Regions from separate parts of the Homo sapiens genome. Here region 2 is linked to region 1. The links are chromatin contacts, found by Hi-C or POLR2A ChIA-PET in ENCODE. All regions are on one chromosome and are shown on one strand. Each heading gives the region's core, a stretch centred on a gene start or an enhancer-like site at or near the end of the contact. The rest is flanking DNA. Distances are from core to core; before and after follow the strand shown.

What was found. Hi-C counts contacts between places; a loop is a spot of excess contacts on that map. ChIA-PET counts read pairs that join two places held with the same protein, here RNA polymerase II (POLR2A). Pooled maps may share reads with other maps.
Region 2: a loop to region 1 is called in a map of posterior cingulate gyrus, with 2.8 times the contacts of the local background. The contact joins the enhancer-like site here to the promoter of KU-MEL-3 in region 1. A Hi-C loop is called at or near these places in 5 of 168 maps with a recorded cell type or tissue (PC-9, dorsolateral prefrontal cortex, endothelial cell of umbilical vein and 2 more), 1 of 37 single-sample maps with no recorded cell type and 4 of 50 pooled maps. POLR2A ChIA-PET finds 5 or more read pairs at or near these places in 2 of 52 experiments (AG04450 and MCF 10A).

What each region holds. Positions count from the first base shown.
Region 1 is chr6:4,606,860-4,614,751 of GRCh38, reverse strand. KU-MEL-3 (a long non-coding RNA gene) reads right to left here and starts at 4,187. Exons shown (of 2, transcript NR_122107.1): 1 at 3,940-4,187; 2 at 2,833-3,774.
Region 2 is chr6:4,643,579-4,651,470 of GRCh38, reverse strand. It overlaps the pseudogene LOC124901549. Among named protein-coding and RNA genes, the nearest start is that of KU-MEL-3, 37 kb to the right of the region's middle. RefSeq lists a silencer at 3,522-3,816 and an enhancer at 3,522-3,816. Within about 2 kb of position 3,695, at least 11 of the 41 ENCODE cell types and tissues checked have a DNase peak (open chromatin) inside an H3K27ac peak, as active enhancers do; they include dorsolateral prefrontal cortex, where a contact is called at or near this core.

The DNA.
Region 1 (7,892 bases), core at 2,938-5,437:
CGCACCTATCAGCAGGATCCTAAAAGTAGACAATTGCAGGGAAGATTGAAACAAGGGCATTCTGATAGGACAGAAACGGAACATGGTGGGGGACAAATAAGGGAATAAAAGCTGGCCACCGCCCCCACCCAGCAGCGGCAACCCACTGGGGTCCTTTTCCACGGTGTGGAAGCTTTGTTCTTTCCTCTTCACAATAAATGTTGCTGCTGCTCACTCTTTGGGTCCATGCCATCTTTAAGAGCTGTAACACACACCACCAAGGTCCACGGCTCTATTCTTGAAGTCAGCAAGACCACAACCCTACCGGCAGGAACCAACTCTGGACACATCTCGGGGGACTAATTTGTTCAGCTGGAGTGGATTGTTTTTCCCTGGTAGGAAAGTGTTTAAGACTTCCCTATCCAGAGAAGGCAGAGAGGGGTCTAGTGGGGAGTCATTTAGCTGTATAGGGGTGGTCTTCTGTTATAGGGAGAGGGGAGTTTGATATGTGGGAAGGGCTTCAAGTACAAAATGCTCTCAGGAGTTGGGGATGCCTAATGAACTGGATTCATAGATGAGAAAGAAAGGAGAGGGGCACTTCATCTTTCATGGTACAATCAGGAAACAAGTTCCTCAAAGTGGTTTCAACAGAGAGAAATTAATGCAGGGAGTTGGTTGCCCAGGAGGAGCTGAGAAGGCACACAGCAGATGGTGAGGCAGGTGAGAGACGAATAAGGCAGGAAGCCTCCACCAGCTGTGGCCTCAGAGGTGGGATTAGCCAGAGACCAGAAGCTGGGGCACCAGGTGGAAACAGAAACCAAACCAGGGCTGCTGAGTGGGAGCTAGAACCGTGGAGGAGGGCACTGTCTGATGGGAGATGGAGCTACTGTCCGAGATGGTGCTAGAGGTAAGAGGAAGAAATACCCTCGCAGGTCCTTATTTCCAGCACCTTTTGCTCGCACAAATTTCTGGAAAGCCATTTGTCAAGGAAACCAAGAAGGGAAAATGAGACGAAGGGCCCAGATGGAGCTGAGAGCCAACTAGCAGGTGACTGGCATGACCCTGATGAATGAGGTATTGTGTTGGGTGCCTTTAAGGGGCTTCTGTTGTGTGACCATGATGTCATTGGAGATCAGAAATGTGCATTTAGCTGTTTAAGGTCACATGAGGGCAGAGGCACATGTGAATGTGGGTTCTCTGGGTTGGGTTCTCTCATGCCATGGTGATTACGGTTTGCCCTTCTGGGGAGGAAGCAAACAACTGTCTACACTCTTTGTGGGCAAGAGCTTGCCAGGCTGTGCTTCATGGTCACTAAGGATGCTGGCTGGGAAGGAGCAGGATGGGATGCTTGGGCAGAAGAGGGATACAGCTGAGGAGTTGCAGGTGGGTCATGCAGGTGGGTGGTGGTTTAGTGCTCCCGCCTGAGCTTCATGGGCTCTCTAGCCCAGCTGAGGTCAGGTCGAGTACCCAGCACCCTGTGATAAAAGGAGGGCCTGCTCATTATGGTGACATTTCTTTCCGTGGTAACTGTCTGAGCCTTTTGCTCTGGACTGAAGATAAAAAGCCACCTCTTTGTGGGAGGAGGCCACATAGACAGGCCAGGGCTGGGAGAACAATGGGCAGGTACTCCACTGGGTTCCCAGCAGCAACATTGTAGGAGCAGCCATGTGAAAAACGAGAAAGTGGGTTTTGGCCATGGTTTGGGTTATGGAGGGAGAAAGTGAGGGAAACCTCCAGGTCATGCCAAGATTTCAAAGCAGGAGCGACAGCTCTTTGGCCCAAGTGCAGGCACAGCCCTTGTTGTAATGCTGTCTGCCAGGCAACGGCTACATTCTGGGAAGACAGAGGCAACCCCCAAATCCTTTGAGCTCATCTCTTTTTGACTCACAGATGGATCTCCCCCATGAGCAACACTTTGTGGAGTTTTGGAATGGATTTCGTGTTGCAACAGTGTTTTCTAGCTGGTTGTCTAATTTAAGTGGTGAGTCTGCAGAATGTCCAGGGAGGATTTGAATTCAGATGATAAGGCTGCATGGATTGCAATGCTGACAGATTTATGCACAGCATTGCAGGAAGGTCTCCAAGTCACTGAAAATGTTTCTGAAGGTCACTGCAAACTCTTTGCGTGGGACATAATCTATGAAAGTTTTGAGTTCTCCTTGTTTTCTCTAGAGTAATGATTCTGAAATACTGTTGCTAAGTGGTCAAAGCTACTTTTCTCAGCCCTTTTCTTTCTCCTCTCATTTTCTGTTGGTTCCTTCTGGAAGGAAGGAGAAGCATTTTCTCACTGAAGCAACATCTAAGTTACAATGCCTCATGCTCACCATTGCTCCAGGCCCCAGGGTGCTTTGCAGTTATGCAGTCCTGTCTAAATGAGTGCTCCAGTGGATGACAGAAAATGCTGCTTCAAAGATGTTAACCTGGATGCATAGAAAATTTTCTTGTTTTTTTGTTTTTTTTTTTTTTTTTTTTTTTTGAGACGGAGTCTCGCTCTGTCCCCCAGGCTTGAGTGCAGTGGCATGATCTCGGCTCACTGAATAAGTGTTGACTATAGAAAAAAAGAGAAAATTAGAAATGGTACCTTGACTCTACACTTCTAACAATCGCAGTCTGCTGTATTCTGGTAGTTTCCTGATGCGAAGGACGTTAAGCAACGTGTGTGTGTGTGTGTGTGTGTGTGTGTGTGTGTTTTAAATCTAGGATTGAATACAGACCATCTATTTTGGGTCTGAATGACCCAGTCTGGCAGTGGGTGATCTCATTCCATTGGACAATTTGGTCCAAAAAGCATTTCATTAATTACACTCAGCGCAACAACTTGCCCAGGAATCTGCTTCTGTGCTTGGAGAATAATCCCACTTTATAAACAATCCACTTTATTTAGCACAGGCCTTCAAGAAAACACCAGACACTGACATGATGAATTGCTCTCTTGGGAGCACGGGTGGGTGAGACTGGGGAGGAGGATGGGAAGTGAGAACTTGGTCCGTTTACCGGAAGACAGCAGCACACAGATCTGCTTGCACCCTGTACCTCATTGTCTAGGATAACAGGATTCCACAGCCTTGCCCTGATAGAAGCAACTCGGCAATTAATGGGTTGATGGCCCACAGTCCTTCCAAGGAAAACCCATGTTTGCTTGCTGCAGCCACGTGGACAACAGGCAGGCTCACCACAATGCCTGCAGGCCCTTCCTGGTCTCTCAATTTCACTCCTTCAACAAGCGTTTAGCAGATGCCTCCTCCTTATTACCTTCTGTATTAGGTGCTGGGGATACACTGGGAGAAGGTTCTTGTTCTTAAGGAACTTCTGATCCTACAGCAAGCCAGTGATGAGGGGAGAAGTGGTAGAATGGGGGGGATTCACAGCATGAGCACACAGAGGAGGGATACTCACTATGGGGCAGGGAGTGGAGGCTGGTGCTTAGTCGTCAGCATTCATTCTCTGGAACTCTGTGGACCCGTGCTTCTATATTTGCACATAGTAAGTTCTAATTTAACCATGAATTTTGGAAAAACCGTGATCATAGAGTTTCTTTCTCTGTCTTCCTTTCTCATCTCTTCCTCCTTTCTCTCTCCTTATGAACAGCGGTCTTTTCAAAGTTAGCCCATAGGATTGGGACCAAGCCTGAGATTCCAAACAGTGTTGGAGAGGGTGGAGTGTAGAGAAGCACCTGAGTCTCATGGTGAAGTTAGAGACAGGGACCCCGAGGCCTGGCATGATTGGAAGCAGGGCACAAAGATGAGTGTAGAGCAGAGGCCAGCGGGAGGGTAAGGAGCCTGGAGGTCAGGAGGCCTGCAGAGGGGAGAAGAGCAGAAACAGGGTCGGGAAGTGCCCCAACCCAGCAGTCCCTGCCTCCGCAAACAAGACTTGCTGGACACCAAGGCAGCCTCCTGACCTGACTTGCACACCAGTCACACACTTGCCTCCCAACAGGAATGACTAGACTCCGGAGCTCACCTGAGGCCTGCAGGTAGGAGCTGGAGAAGGATGAGGTCGGGGCGAGGAGTTCGCGGAAGCATTGGCAGGCCTGGACTCTCCTTTGCGCTGTTTCGTGGTTTATTTCCCAGCTCTAAACAAGGACGTCCTGCAAACTTCTGATGGGTTTGGTTTTGTGGTAACTTCTTAGAGAGCTCAGAGCATCAAGGAAGAACATTTCCTCAGGATGCTGAGGCGTGGACTGGCTTTCATCTCAATTTTCTTCAGCTGATTTCCTTCAATGTTGTTTTTCTCTTTTGAACAAAAGAATATGCTGTTTGTTCGGTCACATGGACTTGTGGTTACTCACCCGTGGAAGGAGGCCACCCCTCGAGACTCTGGCAAGAGCAGGGGAAATTCCTTTCAACACCAGCCCCGAGGAATTCTCATGATCCTGGTTTCCATTTTGGTCAAATTAAAGATGAAAGGACTCGATCCAGCACTGAGGAGGACGATAGTTTTGATTCTGAGGGAGACACAGCTAGATGAAAAACCAGGCTAACCTTTTATCTGGTATGAGAGTGGAGAGGCACATCCTGTGACAAATTGAGCATCCATTGTGTGAGGAATTCCTGCTTCAGGCCCCATCTCAGAAATCAAAGCCTTGTAGGTGAGGAGAAACAACCGTGAGGCGGCAGGTTTATTTATTTATTTTCCCACCAAAGTCTTAGATAACTTTACTGGGTGCCTGCCTTCTTTTTGGTTTTGTGTTTGCATAATTTTAGAAATGCCATTAGGAATAGCTGCTTTCCTAGAGAAAGTTTCCAGTTGGTAAAAACAGGACAAGCTGTTTTCGATAATCATGAACCTTTTCATTTGAAGGGTTCTTTTCCATACTCCTGACTCCCACCACCTCTGATATAGGTAATTCCATGAACTTTAGCACTTCTTGATTTGGTATTCTTTAAAAAATTTTAAATTGTGGCAATATACACATAACATAAAATTTAACATCATATCCAATTCTTTTATTTTTAAAAAGATTTATTTATTTATTTGAGATAGGGTGTCGCTCTGTTACCCAGACTGGAGTGGAGTGGTGTGATTACAGCTCACTGTGGCCTCAACCTCCTGGGTTCAAACAATCCTCTCACCTCAGCCTCCTGAGTAGCTGGGGCTACAGGCTCACGTCCCCACACTGTTTAATTTTTTAAATTTTTTGTAGAGATGGGATCTCACTATGTTGCCCAGTCTGGTTTCAAACTCCTGGCCTCAAGCAGTTCTCCTTCCTTGGTCTCTGAAAGTGTGGAGATTATAGGCATGAGCCCCTGTGCCTAACCTCCGGAAGTCTTTCCATCCTCCCGAACTGGAACTCTGTACACGTTAAATCCTAACTCCCCACTTCCCTAGCCCCACTCTGCAGTCCCTGGCATCCCCTTTCTACTCTCAGTCTCTACGAGTTTGACTAATCTAGGACCTTATATAGGTGGAATCAGCAATACTTGTCATTTTGTGACTGGCTTATTTCACTTAGCATAATGTCCTCATAGATTTGGCATTCTTTTACTTTGTCTTTAAAATACTATTTCCTCTTAACATCCAAGGGCTAACTCATTTAAACTTTGGAAAGGTCATCAATAAAATTTAAAAATATTTCCTAAGCCTGGAAATTGTAAAGACAAGTATGGATCTGTGAAACACCCTATTGCTTGCAGCAGAGCGGAACATCTCAGAGGTGAAAAACCAAGTGAAGAAGAGGCTCGTGTTAAGTGGCGCCAGCTGGGAACGTCCTGTACAGTAGGGCGCTGAGCCCTCAGGCCCGCAGCCAGGGGTAGGGGATTCTCTGCAGATGTGCCCTCCTCATGGCTGGTGCCGGTGGTCACGCTGCTCTCCTGGGGCCGTGGCGACAGCTGTCCATGGAGTAGGGCTGGCAGCGGCTCTGGAGGGAGGCATCTGCCCGGGCTGTCACCGGAGTGAAAGAACAGGAGGCAGCTGCGCAGAGGCAATGGCAAGGACAGGAGCAGAGGACACAGAAAAAACACCCTCGATCTCCTTGTGTGCTTTCCCCCAAAGCACAGGCCCCAGCCTGGTCATCGTGCCTCCCCAAAGTCAGGGAATACCCCAGAGGCTGTTCCTCCTCTCCGTGTTCAGGCCTGGCAGTCTGTTCTTGGACAGAGAAGGCTCATGCCAAGGCAGCTGCCCGGCAGTGTCACACGAATGCTGGAACAAGGGGGGCTGGGTGAGGACACCAGACCATTCATCTCACAGACACGGCCTTTAAAAGCTCCTTGAGGTTTTCTTATGTCTCAGTAGCAATGCAAATAATCTCTAAGAACCGTGACACCATCTTTTTCAAAGACATGTAATTTGCTACTGTCAATAACACGGATTTCCCACCCGAAAGAGCCAATGTGTTTTCTCGCTATTTATCAAATCTTTTATACTCTGATGACTAATGGAAAATACAATGGCAATTTGTTACTGTTTTGGCATTGTTTGCTATCAGAAGTGACACTGGAACAAAGGGGTAATAAGTTATGGTTGCATTCAAAGTTTATTCTCTCCTGCGGGAGTATACACACTCACATATCAATAGGAGTTGATAACTATAATGTGTGTAGCCTTTATGAATTATCTGTGTAATAATTTTCACTTTAAAAAAGCATGTTCCCATCCGTCAGTTCATTTCGGCATCACGAGAATGTTTATGATATTGTTTCAGTTGAACAGAACGAGACTTAAAGGAGAAATGGCTTGTCGAAGGCCCTATAGGAAGTCAATTGGGGCTAAAATTAGGTCTCCTGAGTCTTAAACCAGGGCTCTTTCCACTAAACTGTACTTGAGAAGAAGGTGTCAGAACCACAGGAAGCATGGTGAGAGATGTGTTTCTTTCTCCTGCTGACTTCTCCCCAGCCCCAGCCCAGACAATTCTGAAATGTTAGAGTAGTGATTGCTTGAGAACCAAGGGGACTATTTGGCTGAGCTGTTTAAAATTGCCGTTTTTAAAAGATTAAAACAGTCAAATATCAACAATTGCAAATGTTTCAAACTAATTGCTCTCCCCAGATTTATATAAGGTTATATTTCCCGTGTAGCGTCAAATTGGTCTTTTTATTGGTTAATTTGGCTGGTCGCTTTGCTTTCAATTTTGCTGCCCCTTGGTCTGAAACAGCCAGTGACCTCAGATCATTGTTTTAGTGGCTTCTGTAACCAAATCGAGCCAATTATAGAGGCAGCTGGCCAAACCATGCAATTAACCCCAAGCAAGGCAATTCAGGGTCATGTAAGTATGACTCACAAATGACCAGCCTATAAGAATTTTCAACAGGTCTAACCTGCTCTTGGTTACTGCACATTTTGCCTGAAAAAACAATTAGATCATATTCTTTTTCTGTTCATCTGGCATACGTTTGCATGAGTTCTGGTGAGTGGGAGATTTCCAAGGCTGTTACAGGGGGATCATTAGAAAATCAGGAGGGATCTTGGCCGAATGTCAAGAATGAAGGAGCAGCAAGTCAAGCCGCCAAGGAAACACACATTAGAGTCATTCGTTCTCACCACTCGGCGGAAGCTGGTAACTCGCTCCACTGGCCAGGCTTCCCACCATCTGGAGTGGAGTCCGGGTGCTCCTACCAGGGATGGATGAGCTCCAAGTGCAGGCAGCCTGGCACAAGGGCCGCGGCCACCAATGCTGGAAGATAGAGCCTCCTGCTTCCTGCAGACAGCAGAGCAATGAGGATGGCGCTTTGTGCCTTTTCTGGTTACAAGGTGCTATTGTGAATCACTTGATGTTGAGCGTGAAATTACATGGAGCTGTGAAGCCTTTGGTGCTGCCGACTGGGAGGAGCAGTGTTTCCAAGGTGTTTCTCTGTGTCCCTGTTTCTGGCAGCGAGGGCTTCATTTTCACTTTGCGTTCCAAGTGGGGAGAGTTTACAAAAGGGCAGGGCAGAAGAACAGTGGTTCCCACAGAAAGATTACAGATGCATGGGCTAATG
Region 2 (7,892 bases), core at 2,446-4,945, 37 kb before region 1:
TTTCATATAAACTTTAGAATCAGTTTGTCAATTTCTACAAAAAAATTCCTTTTTTGAGTCTAAAGATCAGTTTGGAAATAACTGACATTTTATAACTATTGAGTCTTCTTATCCATGAATATTATTTATTTCTCCATTTATTTGAGTCTTTTTATATCTCTCTGCTATGTTTCATGCTTTTCAGCATACACATCTTGATTATATTTTGTTAAGCTTATCATTAGGTATTTCAGGTATTTAATTTTTGTGTGTGCGTGTTGTAAATGTGAAGTTAAAATTTTTTTTTTATTTTCCAATTGTTTGGAAATACTGTTGATATTTAAATATTAACAGTATCTTGCAACTTTGCTAAGCCTTCTTATTAGTTTTAGTAATTCTAGTAGCTTTTTCATATTTCTCTTAAGATTTTCTATATAGACAATCATGTCTACAAATAAATAGTTTTTCTTCTTTTCCAATTTGGATGACTTTATTTGCACTGGCTGTGCCTTCTAGTACAATGTTGAATAGGAGTAGTTGAGAGTGACTATCCTTGCTCTGTTCCTCATCTCGGGGGAAATGTCCTGTCTTTCACCATTAAGTGTGATGTTAGCTGTAGGTTTTTCATAGATTTAAAAAAAAATCAGATTGAGAAAGTTCATTTTTGCTGAGAGTTTTTATCATGAATGAATGTTAAATTTTGCCAAATGCTTTTTCTGTGTCTATTGAGATGATCATAGGGTTTTACTTTTATTTTATTAATATGATGAATTACATTGATTAATTTTCAAATGTTAAACTAATCTTAAATTCCTGAGATAAATCCCACTTGATCATGATATATTATCCTTTTAAAATATTGTTTGATTTGTTTTGCTCATATTTTATTAAGAATTTTTGCCTTTATGTTCATGAAGAATATTAGCTATAGTTTTATTTTCTTTTAATGTCTTTGTTTTTAGTATCAGGGCAATACTGGCCTCATAAAATGGATGGGAAATGTTCCTTGATTCCTATTTTATAAAAATATTTGTATAGGATAGGTATTATTTCTTACTTAGGTATTTGTTAGAATTCATAAGAGAAGCCATCAAGACCTGGATTTATAATTGTGAGAAGATTTTAAATTACAATTGAATTTGTTTAATAGATATAAAGCCTTATCATATTTTATATTTCTGCTTGTGCCAGTTTTGGTAATCTGTATCTTTTGAGCAATGTGACCACTTATGCAATTTTTCAAATTCATTGGCATATACGTGTGTATATTCTTCCCTATATCGTTCTTTTAATATTTGTAGGATCTGTGATGATGTTCTCTCTTTCATTCCTGATTTTGGTAATTTGTGTCTTCTTGCTCAGTCTAGAGTCTTTGTGATTTTATTAATCTTCTCAAAGAGCCAGCCTTTGGTTTCATTGGTTATCTCTATTGTTTGCCATTTTTGGTTTCTTTTTACAGGAGAGGAAATAGTAGTGATAGTTTACCCTTTGTCTCAGTGGTAAACAATATTAGATAACCATAACAATGTTAATACCGACTCAGGAACACATGACTCATGATTATGATGTAACCCCATTTTGGAGTATGAGGAAAATGGAGGAGGAGAAGTAGTTTATGAAAACAATATCCTTATCTTTCTAATAGGAAGTCAATAATACACTAAAATAGATTAATCAACAAGTTGCAGAATAAACGTATCATTTTGAAATGTGAACGTAAATACTGGAAGAAAGAGAGGAAGGAAAGGAAAATGGTAGTATTCAGCAAGAAAATTGGGGAGTTAGGTCAGAAACTTTTTTTTTTTGTATTGAGTATTTGACAAAATATATGAGTGTTATTATGTTGATAAAATAAAAATTAATCTAACACTTCAGTATCAGAATGGGAAAAAGTATGGCTGGAAAACAAGGTTTTCCGAGCCTGGGAGAGGTTACAGACATGATCTCGGGGAATATGCCGTGACTTTGAGTAGTGTGGAAAGCCGCCTTTTATTTTCAGTTAGTTAAAAAAATTCTGCATTTGTTGTATTCTGATGGAATTATTATAAATGTGAAGTTATAAAGCCTGTTGTAATTGAATGAGGAATTGCCACATAAATATGTCCTTAACATCATATTAGATAGTTCTTTACAGTTTTCAAGGAGATTTCATATACATTGCCTTCTTTAAACCTCACTTTAGCTCCGTGAGCCCAGTGTTATTATAGACAGCATCTTCAGTTTGTAGCTGTGTTTCAGCTAAAAGATCTGCTGAGGGTCACACTGGTGGTAAGTACCTGGGGATGGACTACAAACTCATCACTGTCACTAAGAACTCCATAATATACATAGTTGAATCACAAAACAATTTTAAACATGTTGATTTATTTATCTGCTTGTTTTCATAACTATAACCTGATGACTTGAACAGTTGGTAGCAGGATAGAACATATATTGATGTTGCTTTGAATACATTTCAATATCTGTGCAGCAATTACTTGCTGTGTGACCTTGGGAACATTATTTAATTTATCTGAGCCTCTTTTTCTCCACCTGAAAAAGGATATTACTACCTTTCTCATAAGGTTGTTCTTCAGAGTTAACGTAAGTAAAATGCTTATGACAGTACCTAGAAGTTAGTATGGACTCAATAATTGCTTAATATTAGATCATTTTTGTTAACTATACAAATAACTAAGATTATTTGATAATTACTGCCTGCTATCTTTTGTATGAGAACCGCAATACTGCCTCACTATCAAATGATGATATTGAGTTCTCCTAGTGAAATGCTCAGTTAAAAAAGTGACACGTTCATATGTGAACATCAAAGTTAAACTGAAATTACTTTAAAAATTAATTTACTTTTGAAGATCACCTTCCTAGTAATGTGAGTCACTAAGAATCTGAGTACATAGATATAAATCCTGCTTTTGTAAGATAGCATATATGCAGAGAAAAATGTGGATAAGTACATATCAAACAGTTGACAGTGGTTATCTCTAAGGATTGGGATCATGGTAGGGGTGCATTGATCTAATTTATTTATTGTTTTTAGTGCTTTTTTAAAAAATAGAAAGCATATACTGCTTTTATTATCTGAAAAAATATGATTTAAAAATGTTTATGTAAAAAACAAGCCTTACAGAAATCACAGCCTTATCAGAAATGTTTGACATGACTTGCCCCACACCGGCTTCTAGTGAAATGCTCTGAGATCTCCCTGAGGATTGACATCCCGCTGACAGGTCTCTAGTTCTAGGATTTCCAAAGGTACCGATGAACCACTTGTACCATAGAATTTGCATCTGGTTTCCACGTAGGAGGTGTGTTCTGTGGGGCTCCCTGGGCTTGGTAGGCAAAACATTTTAGGAACAGAGAAAATGTGTTGGCTTTAAAGAAGAGATTTCACTGCTGGTCTTTCCAGCTATGACCTGTGACCGGCTGTGGGCATTACTGTAGTCAAAGCCATTTTAGTTAAACATATTTATAAGCAGAGTTAAAAAGGGACTGTGGCTGCTATCTCACACCCCAAGATGACATTCAAGCTTTGCGTTTTCAGTTATTCCTAAAGTTATTTCTAAAACCAATGCTGCACTCAATTTTAGTCTCTCTCTCTCTCCCCTTCCTGCCCATCCGGGGTCTAGCCAAAGCTCCCTTCCTCAACTCCAGCTCCATCTCTCCAGGTTTTCCCTCTGCCCGGTTCTCCCGGGAGCGAGAGGGGGTGGGGACAGGCGGCTTTGGCGTCAACAGCAGCACGAGCTGCGGCTTCCTGCCTCCCCAGGCGGCTTCGGTTCCAAGGGTGCCTGGCTGCCTAGCGTCCCGCAGTGTCCAGGGCTTTCAGACCTCACCTAAGGTCCTAAAGATGTCCTCATTCTCCAGAATGGCACTGCCTCTACCAAGGAGGACACTTTGAAGTGTTGGTCCTGGCTACAGGCGCCCTCTGCTACTGACTGGTACCTGTGAGTCTATATAAAAGCCATAGAGCCAATTCCTCACACCCTCAGCAAATGAAACCTGCCCGTGGGATGCCCTTTGGCTTTTATTTCACGAGTGATCAGAAGCTGGCTACCGCCCTGGTGGCAAGTGTGAGCTTACTGTCACTTACTGTCTGGGCAGCAGTTTATGACATCTGTATGGTTTTAACTCTCAACCTTTACACTCTCTTGAATAACAAACTTGAAAAGAGATGACTCCCGGGAAGAACCTCCCCAATTTTGTTGTTGTTGTTTGTTTGTTTTTCTTCTTTGAGATGGACTCTGACTCTGTTGCCCAGGCTGGAGTGCAGTGGCGTGATCTCGGCTCACTGTAACCTCTGCCTCCTGGGTTCAAGTGATTCTCCCACCTCAGCCTCCCAAGTATCTGGGATTACAGGCACCCGCCATCATGCCCAGCTAATTTTTGTATTTTGTATTTTTAGTAGAGATGGGGTTTTGTCATGTTGGCCAGGCTGGTCTTGAACTCCTGACCTCAGGTGATCCACCTGTCTAGGCCTCCCAATGTGCTGGGATTATAGGGCCAAGAACCGCCTTTCACAGGAATTGAGAACATTTAAAAAGGATGTCATAGGCCATGTTCCGAAGAAAGGGAACCTTATGAGATTATTGATGACAGATTCTGAGGAATTAGCTGAGCTTTCTGATGGGTCATCAGAAATGTGGGTGGGAGACAAAGGCTGTTCCAAAGTGTTCCAGGCCAAGGTCAGAGCAAAACTCGTGCATGTGTTGGGTATCTGGCCCCATTCGAGGTTGCTTTGGCCGGACGTGGTGGCTGACGCCTGTAATCCCAGCACTTTGGGAGGCTGAGGTGGGCAGATCACGAGGTCAGGAGTTAGAGACCAGCCTGGCCAACACAGTGAAACCCCGTCTCTACTAAAGATACAAAAATTAGTTGGGTGTGGTGGTGTGCGCCTGTAGTCCCAGCTACTCGGGAGACTGAGGCAAGAGAATTGCTTGAACCCAGGAGGTGGAGGTTGCAGTAAGCCGAGATTGTGCCACTGCACTCCAGCCTGGGTGACAAAGTGAGACTCTGTCTCAAAAAAAAAAAAAAAAGTAATGATGATAACAATAATCAACTAATGTTTACTGGATACCTGCTATGTGCATGACCTTACTCATTTGGGTCTCACCACAAGCCTAGGCGAAGAAGCCCAAAGCACGTGCCATCCAACATCCCCTAGTCTAGTCCTTATGCTTGCTCTGATGAGATGAGCACAAGGCTGGCTGCAGAGGAGAAAGTTCTTTCCAAGGCTTAAGGTACCCTTTATGTCCTCAGCCTTTATTGAGGGTTGGTGTGAGAAACAGCCCTGTGACAAACATCTCTGAAGGTGTTCTTTATCTGTTATTGACTGCGGTCCATTTCCTTGTCTAGTGGCTTTAAAAGAAAACCATATGTCATAAATTCCTTTGGGAGTTAAAGGTTGTTTCTCTTGATGGTTTTTTGTGCTTCCTTTCATTAGACGGATGTCTTGGTCTAAGGCCTAGAGATTCTGATTCAGTGCGTTTGAGTAGGGTGAGATGACCAGACTTTGAAGATGCCCCCTCCCTTTGAGTCCGAGGCACAGCCAGGGCTAGGAACCCCTCCTGTGGCTCTTGGTCAGCTCCCCCTGTAGTCCCTGATTGGGATCACAGAGCTAAGATTTGTGCTCCTTTTACCTAGGTTTTCTGACAGAATTTTTGCACCCTTTTCATGTCTTGTCTCTTTTCTTGTCTCTTGTCTCTTGCTGTTTTGCTTCCCTTCCCTTAATATTTTTAGAATTCATATATCATTTATTGTAAAATACCTTGTCTGCTTTCAGCATAAAACCAAATGAATGAAAGAATGGGTGTCATTCTCCACCTAAAGTTTCCAACAGGATTTTCCTTAAAACACCTCCTTATTCTTTCTTTCTGTCATTCTTTCACCTACTTTGCTGTTTTTAATTAATTGCTTGACAAAGTAAACATTTATTTACTTTTGAAAGACACTAATGTATTCTAAAGGGAAACTGGCTCCCTCTCAAATGTCTGGAGCCATCATAATTGTGAAGAGACACTGTTCCAGGAGAAGTAGTTCAACCTTGAGATAATGAGAGGGTTGTCTGGAGAGGACCATAATGAGTTCAAAGGAAGGTGCTGGAATAAATGCAGACACAGAGGTTGTTAATGCAATGTAGAGATTGTCTCATCTCATGGCCCTCCCACCCCATTCCACTGATGTCAGTTTAGTTACTTCCCTTGCTTGCGGTATGTCAACATGCAGCAATTATTTTGTTTTTGTTAACAATGATAGGACTTCAGTGCGATGAACTTGGCCTGCATCCCTGAATGCTGCATTTACAACCAGCTTTCCTTGCTTGACAGCAGACTTCATTGAATAAAAAGAGGCAACTCCAAAGGTTATTGCAAGATTACAGCATAGCAGGTCTGGACAAAGGCACTGTGGAATGTGGGAGGATGACTGACTGGGGCCTGGAGGAAGTGACATTGGCTTCAGTGGGGCACTGTAGAGTCACATAGTAATGCACATGTGACCAGCTGCAGGTGTTTGCTTGATCCTATCTTCTACATAAGAAAAAGAACTTTAAAAAAATCATTTAGTGTGACAAAGGCTTCAGTACCATCAGATTATTAAAATTATCCTACTGATGGAATGGTTTTTAAATTAAATTTTGTGTAATGTTGACAAACCTCTATCAATATAGCAGGTTTCATCTGCTGCTAATCAGCATAAGTGACTTACAACTAAGTTAATCAGCCATTTTCATTCCAGAGGTTGATCTTAATCCAACTGTTTATTAATAATTCGAGTGCCCCTCTCTCTGTTTTCTGAAGGAATCGGTTGTTTATACTTTTCAAGTCCCTGCTCCAGGTTAACTTTCTTTTTCTTTTTTTTTTTTGAGATGGAGTCTTACTCTGTAGCCCAGGCTGGAGTGCAGTGGCATGATCTTGGCTCACTGCAACCTCCGCCTCCTGGGTTCAAGCGATTCTCCTGCCTCAGCCTCCCAAGTAGCTGGGATTACAGGCGCATGCCACCACGCTCAGCTAATTTTTGTATTTTTAGTAGAGACAGGGTTTCACTGTGTTAGCCAGGATCCGGGTAAACTTTCACACTAGATGGTATCACTGTCTTTTGGAAATTTACCACTGAACTGGGATGATACACCACGTAGGAAAAAATCATTAGCAATACAAAGCAGTGTAAGTTAGCAGTGCTAACAGGTGGTAGAAACCCAAGTTGTCAGGAATTGAGAAGCAGGCATGACCACATGGGTTGGGGAGAGGAGGGAGTGATTCCCTAGAGATGGCACCTAGTCTATGGGAAAGCCACATCTTTGTATGCTGTAGGAACCCTCTTCTCCAGCCATGGTGGCCATGCATCTGTGGAATTTTCCTTTCCTGCTTACCACCACACCTTTGCCAGTATGATTTTTTCCACCTAAAATGTCTAACCTTTTTGTTCACTTAACACAATTCTCCCCAAGTTTCGAAACTCAGGTTGTGGAGGTCCTTGACTGTGTGGCTTGGAAATGTGCACTTTCTGTTGTTGGAAATCACTACCTACTATTGAATGAGATTGTGAAATGATACACATGAACCCTAGCTGTGTTATAAGAAGAGAATTGTTTCCAGACATGCAATACAATGGGCCTGTGCCTCCTGTTTACTCATTTGTTGTCACAACAGCCCGGTAGTGTGTTGACAGATATGAAGGAACACATCTCACACATGAGCGTGAAAACCCAACCATCAGCTTATGAACTACAAAAGGATTATTATTTATTGTTTTTCTCTTGGACATCTGAGAAGGGGCTAAAGAGTTCACAACCAAACCTGGTTGCATTGTGCTTTGCTTTATTGCACTTTGCAGATAGTACGTTTCTTACAGATTGAAGTTTTGTGGCAACCCTGTGTGGGGCAAGTCTATCAGCATGATTTTTCCAGCAGCCTTTGCTC